Linked DNA regions of Homo sapiens: region 1 is linked to region 2. Evidence: read pairs that join two places in POLR2A ChIA-PET (ENCODE). Cell type or tissue: PC-9. All regions are shown on one strand.

Region 1 (8,000 bases), 240 kb before region 2:
ATGAGGCCACCGGCAGGTCAGGACAAAATTTTTTTAAACAAGAGCTTTATTGAATATCATTTATATATCATATTAATTTACTCATTTAAAATGTACTATTGTACATTTGGGAGGCTGAGGCAGGAGGATCACTTGAGCACAGGAGCTCAAGATCCGACTGGGCAACATAGGGAGGCCCTGTCTCTACAAAAAATTCCACAACCTGTGGTTCCAGCTACTTGGGAGAGTGAGGTGGGAGCACTGCTTGAGCTGGGATGTCAAGGCTGCAGTGAGCCACGATTGCACCACTGCACTCCAGCCTGGGCAACAGAGTGAGACCCTGTCTCAAAAAATACAAACTGTACCATTCACAGAGTTATGCAACCAGAACCACAACCAACCAGTGGGGGTGAGGATGAGCTGGAAAGGCACTTCAAACAACAGAAATTTATTTTTATTTATTTATTTTTTTGAGACGGAGTCTTGCTCTGTTGCCCAGGCTGGAGTGCAGTGGTGCCATCTCAGCTCACTGCAAGCTCCGCCTCCCAGGTTCACGCCATTCTCCTGCCTCAGCCTCCCAAGTAGCTGGGACTACAGGCGCGTGCCACCACGCCCGGCTAATTTTTTTTATATTTTTAGTAGAGACGGGGTTTCACCATGTTAGCCAGGATGGTCTCAATCTCCTGACCTCGTGATCCGCCCGCCTCGGCCTCCCAAAGTGCTGGGATTACAGGTGTGAGCCACCGCGCCCAGCCTGGAGAAATTTATTCTTTCACAGTGCTGGAGGCTAGAAGTCAGAAGTCAAGGTGACAACAAGACTGGCTCTTCCTGGAGGCTTGGAGTGAGTCTGCCCACATCTTTCCTAGCTTCTGGTGGTTTCTGACCATCATCGGCATTCCTTGGCTGTGGCTGCATCACTCCAATCCTGGCCTCCCTCTCCATGTGGCCTTCTCCTCTGGGTGTATCTCTGTTCTCTCCTCCTCGTCTCCATTTTTTCTTTTTTAGTGCCTTAGTAGGGATTTTCCTCTTTTTATTAGGATATTAGTCATTGGATTTAGGGTCTGGCTTAATTTGGTATGCAAGTCTCTTTGCCTTAAGCCTCTTTGAAGACAGAAATGATCATGACAAACAAGGGCAGAAAAAAGAAAAAGAGAAAGAAAGGAGAAAAGCAGTTCCCAGATGAAGAAAAAAGGGAAAAACAAAGAAGAGCAAAGGATTACAAGCAGCAGCAAGACCAACACTTTATGGAGAATAAAACAGGATGCTTCTGGGGCCAGGCTCCTATAAGTTTGGAATTTCTACCTCTGAACTTTCCTGAAAGCTCTTTAGTTAGGACAATAGACATACCTTCCAGAAGTTCTGAATCAATAGATGAGGCAATTGCAGAGAAAGGACGCAGGAGCTTTCTTTTCACTTCCTGTGACTCCTGACTACTCTGTAATTATTAAATATTAGTGATTTTAGTACTTAAAAGAGGAGACCTAGAATAATGGCTACCAGTCCATAGGGAGACTAAAAGATATGAAGTGTCATGCTTTATAACAAACAAAGATCATTTATTATAAAGTTGCAAAGAGGCTATCACACTCAGGGGTGCAGACTCTTAGCTTGGAGCAAACTCAGAGCCTGAGTCAGAGCATAGATTTCATGACAGACTAAAAAAGACTGCAGAGCAGAATGCTGAATCACACACCTTACAGAGATGGGGAGAACCATGGCTGCCACCCTAGGGAGAAAGAAAACCCTGTAGTCACTGATGCCAAATACTTCAAAATTCCCATTGAAGAAAATAAAAAGAAGTCAGAGACTTGCGCTAAGATAATTGTAAAGCAATAATTTAGAAAGAGAACAGAGGCAGACTAGCCCTGTTAAAAATAGTTAAAGGACCTGGAGGAAAGCTGACCAGCTGGCTTGTTATAGTTGGGGGAGTCTGAAAGAAGGCCAGATGGCCAGCAACATGGAGACTTCTCCATTCTGAAGATCCTGTGGTAGAAGAACCCACCCTCTGTCCTGTAAGACTGGGGATAACAACTCAATGGCTTCAGTCTGGAGTGACTGTCTTGTGGAGGTTCCAAGAAGGCCAAAGGAATCATGTTATTCCAGTGTTATGTTTGCATCACAGACCCTAAAGTTCTTTCACAGTATGCAATGACTCCACATTTGTGACTATTAGTAAGGATGATTCAAATTTAAGTGACTGAACTTATGGGGAGGACGCTGAGCTTCCCAGTAGTTGCAGCATCCATATTTTGTTTTGGTCTTTATTTTTGTTGTTATATGCCAAGATTACCCATATATTATGGCAGGTAGTTTACTGGATATTCTCATGAAAGGAGGACATACTAGAATCCTGCAAGAGCTGGAAATGCTATCACCCGAAGGTGAAGGTCACAATAGGATGCTTGACACAGCAAAACACATGGAGGCTACAGAAATACAGCAGGCCAACTGCTGTCTAACAACCAGAATGGGTTCATAGCACTCAAAACAGTAACAACTTTGGTGCTCTGGCTGAAGTTTTTTACTCTGACAAGTTCTAAAAAAACTCACCGAAAGACCAAATTGTTCAAGGACTTCCAAGAACCTAGAATAAGCATCTGAGGACCAGGTCTCATCTCTGCATGAGATGTCTCCTGTGACCCTTTTACCGAGAGATGCATCTTGAAGAGCAAGGCTTATGACCTTAAAGAATTTGTGCAAATAACTCCAGCATCACAAGCATGTATAGAGGTAGAAAAACAATGGGGATTTTCATTCCTTCCCCCATCATAGAAAACAACAGAAGATTTAACAGAAGAGTTTGAAGAACTTAAGACTGATCTTGCTGATTGTTGACTGTGGACCTGATTGAATAGAAACTATCTGTATTTAATGATATATAATATACCTTTATTTTTCATTCTTAACTTGGAAATGCTTTTCAAGGGACTATTATACATTGGCATTACATTAGATATTACACATTAATAAACTTCTAATTAGTCAAATTTAGAAGAATCAGTGTTCCAGACACTGGAAATGTGTCAAGTAATAAAGCTGAACCTTGAACTGGAGAAAAAAAGGAAATATGACCCCTAGATGTTATCTACACTAGGCATCTGTTGATATGATCAATATTCTTTACCCTCTTCCTTTCTGGTAACAGCGTTAGCCCATCTCCTTTGTGGAGTTGAACAACCCCCATTCTACGTGGTAGGAAGAGCACCCTGGCCAAAGGCATAGAGCTAGCTTGGCCAATCAGGATACTCCATCCATTTGTCCACAGTGATTGGTCCAGGGGTGGGCATATGATCTAAACAGGGCCGACTGTTGGAGATCAGAATCGTTAGGGGTTCCATCCATAGTAAGAGCACACATTCCCTGGAGAAATGTCAGGTGTGGAAGATTGTCAAATTTGGTATAGTCAGCTGTGGACTAATTAGGGCTCTTTGAATTACAAGTGTCAGATGTTCAACTCAAAACCAATCTTTCCCTGGATTTCACACACACATGCTGGAAGAGAGAAGCTCTGTCTTTCCTCTGGGGTTACTTGCTACATAGAGGAAGTCATCCATCAAAGAGAGAATGAGACCAATCTACAGAGAGAAGCAGGACTGAGGGAAGGAGTTAGAGAGCCCTAATGACTTTGAGTCTTTGGAGCCAATCATGCTCAAGGCGAACTCCAACCCTGCCACAAAGAGCTAATGAATCCCCTTTTTTTCATTAATATTAGTTTTGAGTTGAGCATCTGACACTTGTAATCCAAAGAGCCCTTATTAGTCCACAGCTGACTATACCAACTTTGACTATCTTCCACACCTGACACTTCTCCAGGGAATGTGTGATCTTACTATGGATGGAACCCCTAATGATTCTGATCTCCAACAGTGTACTCACACAATGTTACTACAGTGACCACCAAAGTAAGAATAGCTAACATCTTCCAATCAAAATCTTATCAAAAGCACTGTGCTAAGTGCTTTGTATGCATTGTTTCCTTTACTCACCACAAAAGCCCTACACAGCATTATTTATTTCCACTTCCCTACTTTTAATTTGAAGAACCTAAGGTTTGGAGAACTTGAGAAATTGTTCATGGTTCCACCACCAGTAGGTGTTGGAGAGAATGTTTAAAGCCAGGCAGTCTGACTCTCTGGAACATGTGCCGTTGACCTTACATTGTTATTACTTCCTTCCTAGACTTAACCTCTCAAGAACAGCACAGCCAAGAAGGGTCAATCTGAATTCCAAGGTGCTATTTATCTACTAGTTGGGCAGCCAGTATTATGAGATAGTGAATGATGCTGAGGGCACATTTTGCACTAGGATTATAGAGCGAACCCTTTCAACAATGCAAAAAGATAGAAATGAGTGTTCTAGTTTAACTTTCTAGATTAAGAAACTGGGATGGTTAAGTGACATGCTCATGGTTACGCTGCCCCAAGTGCTAAAGTTGGGAAAGGCTCCCGGAAATGTGTGACTTCATCCCCAAGAGGACTGAAAAGAAAGTGTTCTGACCTTGAAAGGTATACAGAAATCAAAGGATTCAGGTCGATGGGGTGAAAGGTTTGTTTTAGTAAAAAATGTCTTATCCTTGTTTGATCGGTTATTTTATTCTAGGGAGGAGGCCTTGTCTAGTTTTCCTTTTTATGGAAAGGTCAGCCGGTGGGTCAGGAAGCTGGGGAATGTGTGCCTTGTCATGAATTCAGGCTTCCTGATTCATGGGGTGAAATTTCGCTTTCTTATTGCCTCTCGGAGAAGGATGAGCTCATTGGTGGTGACAAGAGCAGCCTTCTGTCCTTCCTGCTCCAAATGCTGAAAGAAGTGGGATGTGAGCTGTCAAATGTCACAGAAGCCTACAAAACGCTGACTCCCGGATGCCAGGCATAACTGGGGTTGGCTCAGAACATGGGGACAGGGCAATACCATCATCTGCTAAGAATTCATTGTTCTGTAGCTTGCCCTGGACACAATGGCAAGACTGAGACAGGAGGAATAGATGTGGGGCGGGGTGGGGGCAGACAAACTGGGTGTGTCTTTGCAAACATAGCCTTTTTGGGGGTGGGGAGAGATAGGATCAATCAAGAGGCAGACTGTATGTGGGTTTAGGGCACCAAGAAACAGGGACATGAAAAATCCTGACAAAACAAGGCAAAGCATAACAAAACAAATGCCCAAACAAAGAAAGGGAGGGGGAGCATTTGTTTGGAAAGGTTTTGACATTTACTGCTTTAAAAAAAGCATTGAAACAGTCATAGGAAAATTCATAACTTTGTTTAGTATTTTGAATCACAAAGGGTGGGTGATTCAAATGACTTTGTAGAGACAAGGTGCTATTTAGATGAGAAGTTCTCTGGATTGGATGGTCCCAGACTCTCCTGTGGGCAGAAGGGCAGCTGACAGCCTGATTGGGTATACTTTGAGTGACGCTGAGCAGACCCCGACTCCAAAAAACACTGGAAGGAAGAGTTCCAGAGTTAGGAATTGAGGTGGGATTGGAGGTTATTTTATTTACTTCTTTGTTCTTTGCATGTTTTCCAAATTTTGTGTGTATGTGTGTATACACACACACACATACACATATGTTTTTTGAGACAGGATCTTGCTCTGTTACCCAGGCTAGAGTGCAGTGGCACAATCACTACTCACTGCAGCCTTGACTTCCTGGGCTCAAGCAATCCTTTTCCTACCTCAGCCTCCTGAGTAGCTGGGACTGCAGGTATGTGCTATCACACCTGGCTAATTTTTTATTTTACATAGAGACTGGGTCTTGCTTATTTTACATAGAGGCTGGTCTTGAACTCCTGGGGTCAAGCAATCTTCCCGCTTCAGCATCCCAAAGTGCTGGGATCACAGGCATGAGCCACTATACCTGGCCTTGCACACATATTTTTAAAACCTTAATTGTATTAATGTAAAATTATACAATTAACATGTTATTACAGTCCTTTTATACAAAATTACTATTCCATGGTAAGAGTAAACTGTCCCCCTGACCATCACTTCTTTCCTATATATTCACATTCATATATAGAAACACATGAATGAGAATCAGATTGCTTTGTGTGAATGGCTTAAAAAAAACCCAGAAATGACATTGGACTGTACATTTCTTTTTTATTTTATTTTTTTTATTATATACTTTAAGTTTTAGGGTACATGTGCACAATGTGCAGGTTAGTTACATATGTATACATGTGACATGCTGGTGCGCTGCACCCACTAACTCGTCATCTAGCATTAGGTATATCTCCCAATGCTATCCCTCCCCCCTCCCCCCACCCCATAACAGTCCCCAGAGTGTGATGTTCCCCTTCCTGTGTCCATGTGTTCTCATTGTTCAATTCCCATCTATGAGTGAGAATATGCAGTGTTTGGTTTTTTGTTCTTGTGATAGTTTACTGAGAATGATGATTTCCAATTTCATCCATGTCCCTACAAAGGACATGAACTTATCATTTTTTATGGCTGCATAGTATTCCATGGTATATATGTGCCACATTTTCTTAATCCAGTCTATCATTGTTGGACATTTGGGTTGGTTCCAAGTCTTTGCTATTGTGAACAGTGCCGCAATAAACATACGTGTGCATGTGTCTTTATAGCAGCATGATTTATAGTCCTTTGGGTATATACCCAGTGATGGGATGGATGGGTCAAATGGTATTTCTAGTTCTAGATCCCTGAGGAATCACCACACCGACTTCCACAATGGTTGAACTAGTTTACATGGACTGTACATTTCTTTCTGCAACTTGCATTTTCACTCAACAGGTCTTGTTGGGTGTTATGACAATTTGATCTACTTCATTCTTTTAACTATAGCATACTAGTCCATAGGGTGGCTTAAGCATTGAAGTAGTTATGGAGAAATTCAGAACTATATTTATGGCTATTCCTTTTCTCATGGACATTTAGATTATTTCTAATTTTAACCTATTGCATATAATGCTTCAGTGAACACCCTCGAAGGTAACTCCTTGGTCACATGTGCAAGGGTTTCCCCAGGGCAGGTATGGAGGAACCACTGGGTTCTAAGACTTTAATCTTCAATAGATACCATCAATTTGCCTTCCAGAGGGGCTGTAATAATTGATATTCCCAATTGCATTACTAAAGTGTTTCCCATAACTTTGTCAACAGTGAATGAAAAGGAAAAAAATTACCAATCTGCTGAATAAAAAGTGATGTCTCATTGATTTTCTTTGACATTTTCCTGATTACCAGTGAGGCTATTTTATTTCTTCATCTTTTCCCGTATTTAACCTTTTTTTTTTTTCAGGAAACATACACTACTTTCATAATATTGGAAGGAGTTCTCTCCTCCTCCTCTTTCTTAAAGCAGACATAGCACACAGATGAGGACTATTTGCCTTGATGGGACCATCTTAGGTCAAATGCCTATTCCTGAACCCATCACTGTTAGGAGATAGGAGGGTCTATCATTGTGGCCAGATGAGTGGGATTCACCTGATTGGTTCAGAGGCCACTTCTGGAACTGGGTGGGGCCAATCCCACGGTCCTCATAGCTACAGATGAGAGGGTAGGGGTTTGTTTATTATACAGTGACCTTTTTCAGTTCTAATGTTCTTTGGCTCTAAAAAGAAATGACATTCCATTGGTTTAATCACTGATCTTTTGGTTGAAATGAACAGAGACCTAATCAAGTTAGATCAAGTGATAAATGAGATTTATTTGGGGGAAGGGGAAGCAGGGGTATCTCTCAAAACACAAAGGCAGGAAATAGAGCTGGCCTGGGGCAGGTACTGGAATGCCAGCAGAAACAAAGGCCACTTTCTCTTCTCTGTTTTTCTAGGCACATCTCCCCTTTTCTCCCTTTCCCTCCAGGCACACATCTTTTATGTGTGCTTCATCTTAACTTTGATTTAATGTCTTTTCTCCGTAAGCCCTCAGGCCACCTATTTCCTATGGTCTCTGGGCCTCCTAGTTCAATTTTTCAGAGGATAGAAATATGATTGGTTTCTAGCCAGCCAATGGACTGGCTGATTTTGGGTCATGTGGTCAAACCTCCTCCAGTCAAC
Region 2 (8,000 bases):
AATATTTAGCTGCTATCTTATTCAGGACATAAACACTGATGAGCTTATCTCCTTTGTGAATTGCATCTTGTATTGATATAATATTCCATATGTTTTTTTCTTGAATTCTTTGTTCACTATTAACATTGTCATTCCTACTTCAGTTGTTGCTTTGTCTTATTTTCATTTATGTCCTATATTTTTGTACATCCTTTTAAAGAGGAGCTTTGTGGGTCACTTTATTTTAGGCCTGCCATTTGTAAACACTGTATATGACTCAGATTTCTGTGGAGGAAACAGAAAACCCCTTATGTGTTTTAAGTGAAAAGGGATTTAATATAAGGAATTAGGTGCTTACAGAAGCATTAGGCTAGGCTGAAGGAATGAAGAGGTTGGCAGCCCCCACTGGACTCACAGCACCACATCTGCTGCCGTGGGTCGAGAAGTTACTGCTGCTGCTGCCAGCACAACTGCCTCTTAGCCCATGAAGCTGGTGACCAGGCACTGGAACACAGGTCTGGCTGCTACCAATAGTCTTGTTTGTCCAAACCTGTTTCCTGTCAACCAGCAGCAGCAAGGTGGCCTCCACTTCACCTCCACCTGCTAAATCTCCCTTGAATGCATCTTATTGGCCCAACCTAATTTGCACCTAGCACCGTCATTTGGAAGGCCTTTGAAAAAGGTAATTTTTAGTTTTACAACCCCTCCAAGTAGGAGGATGGAATGGAAAAGCCATTCCATCTTAGGAAAGCCAATCCAAGAATCTACCATATAGTTTTGAAGTTTGCCTTTTGAATTCTGAGAACCCTTCTGTTTCAAATGGAGAGAGTAGCCCAGTCACATTTATTAGAAATGATATTGATCTAACTTCTTTATTCTTATGTTTATGTGCATTTCTACTTTTCTTTTTAATCTTTTGTCATACTGATTTTTTAAAGTAATTTGCAAGTTTTGTATTCTATTTTATTCTACAATTATTTTTAGTTGAAGTATACATAAATAAATATATATTTAGATTATGTATATCTTTAGGTTAAGTATATACTTCCATACCTTTTTCAGGGTCAAGCATGAATCAGTATCTGTCAACCCATGTACCGGATATCCTAGTCAGGGGGCTCTTGCTGGCAAAAAAGAGAAGCCTTCCGCCAATCTGAATAGAAGATGATTTCAGTGAAAGGATACTTGGTGGATCATAGAGTTGGTGGGAGGCCTGGAGAGCCAGGCTGGGGGAGTGGGCAGGTGGAGCAGGCTGTTTAGAGTCCTGCTGCTGCCAGTCCCACAGCCCCAGGGCACAGGCCTCTTCTCCTCACCTCCCTTCCTCTAGGTTCAGACCCTGGGCAGGGCTTCCTAGTAGCTGAATTTAGGCCATCCACCTGGGCTCTAGTTGTTTTTTTTTTTTTTTTTTTTTTTTGAGATGGAGTCTCGCTCTGTCACCCAGGCTGGAGTGCAGTGGCACGATCTTGGCTCACTGCAACCTCCGCCTCCGAGGTTCAAGCGATTCTTCTGCCTCAGCCTCCTGAGTAACTGGGATTACAGGCATGTGCCACCATGCCCAGCTAGTTTTGTATTTTTAGTACAGACGGGGTTTCTCCATGTCGGTCAGGCTGGTCTCGAACTCCTGACCTCGTGATCTGCCCGCCTCAGCCTCCCAAAGTGCTGGGATTAAAAGGCTGGCCCCACATTCCACCAAGACTCGCACAGTGGCTGATTCCTTGAACCTAGGAAGGTGTCAGGTGCTGTACCCCAAACATTGAAGTGTCCGCGGTACATATCCCCTCATTGTAAAAGATGAGAAATTTAGTCTGTTTTCCCTTCTTCTTTTTAGTTTGATCAACAAGCACTTATTGACTGCTTTGTAAGAATCAGAAATTGTCATAGGCACAAATTATGTAAATCAAAAGGCCAATTCCTGTCTGCAAGGAATGCATAGTTTGGTACGGGAGAGAACTAGATACTTAAAGGTGCTGTTTTACTGTGATGGGACACATACTAGGAGCATGTATGTTCACAGGGTGGGATTGGAGCAGAGGAAAGAGATGCTTAGCTCTGTCTGAGTGGGAGAGGATGAGTCTGATATGATCTCAAAAGAGGATCATTTTCCAGGTGTTCAGGGTAGGGGAGAAAGGCACAAGCACTCGGATATGTGGAACAACATGGTGCACAGAAAATATATGCACTTTGCTGTCACCAGGACAAGTGTCACCTGTGTAGGCAGGACCAGAGGAGCTGGGGCTGGAGAGTTAGATGGGGCCACCTCACATTAGAGGTGACCGACGGAAGAGGACCCAGCAGAACATGGCCATCCCTACCCCAGCCACATTGGAGCCTGCTGATTCTCTCTCTCTGAAATTTGCTGAGTCTTTGGATCCACAGAGCTTCTAACCCTGCTGGAGCCTGGAGAAGAGGAGAGGGGGGAGCAGAGAGACAGTAGAGATGAGAGAAGGGTGCTGAAAGATGTACCCCGCTTCTGGCTCAGTGAAGACATGACATTTTCCCACAGTTCAGTAGGCACCAGAGAAGGTGGCAAGGCTTGAGTGGCCTTTAGGTTAAGGGGCCCCTGAGGCATTTTCTGAAGGGAGGACCACCTGTGTCAGGAAACTTGCACAGGGGGAGGCCTCACTGGGTCAAGAGAGGACAGCATTTGGATGGCTGACCTTCAGGGGCCACTGAGGACCCACTGGTATTAGCCAGAGAAGTAGCAATACCAAACAGAGTGACCACAAGAGGGACCTTTTGAAAAGAAAGAAGGAAACAATAGTTGCTGGAGAGGATGTGGAGAAACAGGAATGCTTTTACACTGTTGGTGGGAGTGTAAATTAGTTCAACCATTGCGGAAGACAGTGTGGTGATTCCTCAAGGATCTAGAACCAGAAATACCATTTAACCCAGCAATCCCATTACTGGGTATATACCCAAAGGATTAGAAATCATTTTACTATAAAGACACATGCACACATATGTTTATTGTAGCACTATTTACAATAGCAAAGACTTGGAACCAACCCGAATGCCCATCAATGATAGACTGGATAAAGAAAATGTGTCTCATATACACCATGGAATACTATGCAACCATAAAAAAGAATGAGTTCATGTCCTTTGCAGGGACATGGATGAAGCTGGAAACCATCATCCTCAGCAAACTAACATAGGAACAGAAAACCAAACAGCGTATGGTCTAACTCATAAGTGAGAGTTGAACAATGAGAACACATGGACACAGGGAGGGGAACATCACAAACCGGGGCCTGTTCGGGGGTGGTGGGCAAGGGGAGAACATTAGGACAAATACCAAATGCATGCAGGGCTTAAAACTTAAATGACAGGTTAATAGGTGCAGCAAACCACCATGGCACATGTATACCTATGTAACAAACCTGCACGTTCTGCACATGTATCCAGAACTTAAAGTTAAAAAAAAATAAGATCTGGGGATCTAATGTGCAGCATGGTGACAACAGTTAATAATGTTGTATTATATACTTGGAATTAGCTAAGAGAGAGTTTATCTTAAGAGTTCTCACCAAAAAAAACAAAAATTAAAAAGGGAAACTATGTGATTTGAGGGATGGATATGTTAATTAACTTGATTGTGGTAATTATTTTACAATACATACCTATATCAAATCTTCATGTTGTACACTTTAAATATATACTTTAAATATGGGAAAAAAAAGAAAAGAAAGAAAACCCTTCATGTCTATGCCTCCAATGGGCTGAGTCTTCTCAATAGCCTTGGCATTTGTTGGTGGCTAATTGAGGATGCCAAGGAGGGATTTCACTACAGGGCTTGGAACACAGCAGTACTTCCTTAAAATTATCCTTAGAATCTCTTTCTCCTTCCAGCCGCTGCTCAAATCCTACCCTCTTCCACCACCTCTTAAATCTTTTTCCTGCCTGCATTTTCTTACATAAAGCAATCTACTACTGCCATCGGTTCATTCACTCACCGGAACCTGTCTTGCCAGGACCTGACCTCAGCAGACTGAGTCATACCAGCATCATCCTTGTTGGGGCCCAGGTCTGCATCCCGCTTCCGGCCCCAGCCCCACTGTTAGCTCCATCAGGTCCTCTGGGGCACACCAAGGAGGCCGTTTTCTCTCCCTTTTTCTGAATTAGATCCCCAGAAACAAGACATCAGGCTTCCTGGGGAAATCTAATTTTGCTCATGAATTTGACCATTCATTGTTGCTCAGTTACCTGTGCCCAGCTCTTTCTGCCTTTTCAAACTGCACTCAGCTGTGCCCTTGAATGAACTGGGGCAGAAGTCCTTAGGTCCTGATCACACATGCTGTTCCCAACTTCCCTTCCCCTTGACACGCTGTGGTGAACTCTGAATTCCAGCACGTCTCCACTCTGCTGTAGAGCCTTTCTAGGGCTGGCAAGCATTCTGCCACAGAGCTGGTCTTTGTGGCTTTATGCCCACAGTAATTACTAGGGCTGGGCCATGCAACCGTCTAACCTCTTCAATTTACAGCCTCCAGGATCTGCCACCCCTGTGGCATTTGGAGGGTGTCTAACCACAGACCGGACGTGCGTGGTAGCAGGTGGTCTGCTTGATTGCTGGTCCTTCAGTGACCCCTCTGCTCTCCAGTGGCCAGACAGGGATTCAGAACATGCCCAGGCATGTCTGCTACTGACGTCCTCATCCATGAAATTCCCAATATCTGCAGAAATTGTGTATTTGTACATGTTGATTCTATAATAAATACTGAATCCCAGCCTGTACTGCAGAAAGGCTTCCTTAGCCTCTCAGTCTGGCTTACGTAAAGCAGCGTAAGTGTGATTCTCCATTTCACACACCGGGGCCCTTAACATTCCATGCCCTCATGGCTCTAATTCTGATTTTGGAACAGACCCCACCATTTCCCTCTTTTTGAAGGTGACTTTGCAAGGATCACATAACTCCTGTTGGGCCAACTTCCTTTCCCTTGTACTATGAGCATAACAACTAGATGGTCAACCCGAAAGCTCATTCTTGTCACAGTTCTGGGGGGATCAGTTACCTGAAGCATACTCAGGTTGAAACCCCAGACAAACCTTACCAAATATGATGTGAACATTCCAGTCTGCCCTGTAGACCCTCACTATGGTATCACATCCCAATAAACACAAGCCCACCTCAAAAGAAAAAAGAAAGATTGATAAGTAATGCAGGTCTTTACTTCTTGTAAACCCAGAAGAGAGGATTACATAGCACGTCAGACAAAAATATCTCTTAAAATCCTTTCTAAGCAATTCTTGTTATGCCCGAACTTTGATTTCTCATCAGTTTCTTATGGTGAGTGCCCTATACCTAAATCCCTCCAGTATTTCCTCCATTTCTTTGCCTCTCTGTTCCTTTCTTTCTTTCTCTCTTTTTCCCTCTCTCCTTCTGTCCTGTTATTACATTTCCTTAGTGTTTCATTGCATCTGCTTCTCTGGTCAGCAAAACAAAACCATCTCCTTTGAGGCCCACCCTTCTTAAAAGGACCAGAGGGATAAATTTTTTTTTCTGCAGTTATTTTTTAATTAAACTTTTTATTTTGAGATAAATGTAGGCTCACATGCAGTTTTAAGAAATAATACAGATTAATCCCTTGTGTGTTTCCCCAATGGTAACATGTTGCCAAACCATAGCATAATTTGATATTGTCATCGATACAGTCAAGTACAGACCATTTCTATCCCATAAAGATCCCTCATGTTGTCATTTTATGGGCACATTTACTTCCCTCTCTGTCACCCTTCCTTAGCCCTTGGCAATCACTAATCTGTTCTCCATTTTGGTAATTGTGTCATTTCAAGACTGTTATATAAATGAAATAATACAGTAGATAACCGTTTGAGAGTGGCTTTTTCACTGAGCATACTTCTCTGGATTCATCCAGTTTGGTGCCTGTATCATATTAATAATTCCTTTTCATTGCTGAGTAGTATTCTACAGTAAGGATATACCACAGTTTATTTAACCATTTACTCCTTGAAAGACATCTGGTTTGTTTCCAGTTTTTGGCTATTGGAATTAAGCTGCTATTCATGTAAAAGGTTTTGTGTAAACCTAGGTTGTCATTTCTCTGGGATATATATATATATCCAGGAGTGCAATTGCTGGGTCATTTGGTAGCTATATGTTTAATGTTTTTAAAGAAACTGCCAAACATTTTTCCAGAATGACCTTTCTGTCCTTGCCAGCATTTGGTTGGTGTCACTATTTTTTAATTTTAGCCATTCTGGTAAGTGTGTAGTGACATTTCATTGTGGTTTTAATTTGCATTGTCTTGATAGCTAATGATATGAAATATCTTTTCATATGCTTTTTTGCTATCTGTATGTCACTTTCCGTATCTTTTGCCCATTTTCTAAGTGGATTGTTTGCTTTTTTACTGTTGAATATCGAGAGTTCTCTATATATTCTCAATACTAGTTCTTTGTTAGATGCATGGTTTGAAAATATTTTCTCCAATGCCCTTTCTTTTCACCCACTTAAGAGGGTCTTTCACCAGACAAACATTTTTAAGTTTGATGAAGTCCAATTTATCAGTTTTTCCTTTTATGGACCATGCTTTTGGGATCAAATCTAAGAATTCTTTGCCTAACCCTAGATGTCAAGCATTTTTTGTGTGCTTTTTTTCTGTAAAAGTTTTATAGTTTTACATTTTACATTTAAATCCATGATTCATTGTTGAATTAATTTTTGTGTAAAGATGTGAGACTCAGAGGTTCATCATGTCCAGTGTCCCAGCACCATTTGAAAATGTTGAAAAGCTATCTTTCCTGTATTAAATTGTTTTGCATCTTTGTCAAAAATGAGATGGGCATATTCATGTGGGTCTATTTCTGGGTTCTCTGTTCTGTTTCATTGATCATGTGGCCTTTGTGATCTTTGCCAATATCACACTGTTTTGGTTACTGTAGCTATATAAGAAGTCTAGGAATTGGATAGACTGCTTCTACTTTATTCTTCTTTTTCACAGTTGTTTGAGCTATTCTAGTTATTTTGACTGCCCATATAAATTTTAGAATAATGTTGTTTGTGTCTTTAAAAATCTTGCTGAGATTTTGATAGGAATTGTGTTAAAAGTGTACATCAATTTGGGGAGAATTGAATTTGTTACTATGTTGAGTCTTCCAATTCATATTGGAAGTCTTCCATTCATATTTCAATATTATATCTCTTCAACATTATATCTCCCTATTAGTTATATCTTTGGTTTCTTTCATCAGTATTATATACTATTCAGCATAGAAGTCCTATATGTTTTGTTAGATATACATCTATTTCTTTTTTAGTGATTATAAATGATATTGTATTTTTCATTTCAGTGGCTGTGTGTTCATTGCTAGAATATAGAAATACACTCTTTTGTATGTTTATTTTGTATTCTGTGACCTTGCTGAAGTCACTTATTAGTTATATGAAGGTTTTTTAAAAAATATTCCTTAGGATTGTCTATGTGCAAATTGGGACAGTTCTATTTTCTCCTTTCTAATCTGTGTGCTCTTCATTCCTCCCAGCTCCCCATTATATTGGTTAGAACTTTCAGCACTTGGTAAGTAAGAGTAGAGCAGACATCCTTGCCTTGTTCCCAATCTCAGGAGGAAAGCATTCAGTCTTTCTCCACTAAGTATACTGTTAGCTGTAGGGTTTTTTTGTAGATGTTCTTCATCAAATTGAGGGAATTCCTGTCTATTCCTGTTTTCCTTTTCTTTTTTTCTGAGAGCTTTTATCATGAATCAGTGTCAAATATTGTCAAATGTGTTTTCTGCAACGATTAATCATGTGATTTTTCTTCTTTAGCCTGTTAATATGATAGATTACATTGGTTGACTTCGAATAGTGAGCCAGCCTTGCTTGCATCCCTGGAATAAACTTCTTCACTTGGTCATGTTATATAAATCTTTTCATGGATTGGTGAATTCTACTTGCTAATATTTTGTTTAGAATTTTTGCATCTGTATTCATGAGGACTATTGGTCTGCAGTTTTTATCTATCTATTTATTTATTTATTTATTAAATATTTTTTAGTTTATCTTG

Evidence for each region. Peaks named below come from ENCODE experiments on the same cell type or tissue, not always from the same donor. Only the 100,000 strongest peaks of a DNase experiment are listed, where the experiment ranks them.
Region 1: POLR2A ChIA-PET joins it to region 2 with 10 read pairs; 2 of 35 experiments call an interaction of 5 or more read pairs at or near these places.

Annotation. Positions count from the first base shown.
Region 1 is chr2:70,353,105-70,361,104 of GRCh38, forward strand. It overlaps the pseudogene BRD7P6. Among named protein-coding and RNA genes, the nearest start is that of FAM136A, 55 kb to the left of the region's middle. In PC-9, no CTCF peak of the experiment used is centred here; DNase peaks (open chromatin) are centred at 1,627 and 4,707; H3K27ac peaks cover 4,208 bases.
Region 2 is chr2:70,592,496-70,600,495 of GRCh38, forward strand. No RefSeq gene overlaps it. Among named protein-coding and RNA genes, the nearest start is that of TGFA, 43 kb to the left of the region's middle. RefSeq lists enhancers at 3,731-4,930, 3,882-4,383, 4,384-4,883. In PC-9, no CTCF peak of the experiment used is centred here; DNase peaks (open chromatin) are centred at 3,966 and 4,326; H3K4me3 peaks cover 1,173 bases; H3K27ac peaks cover 2,408 bases.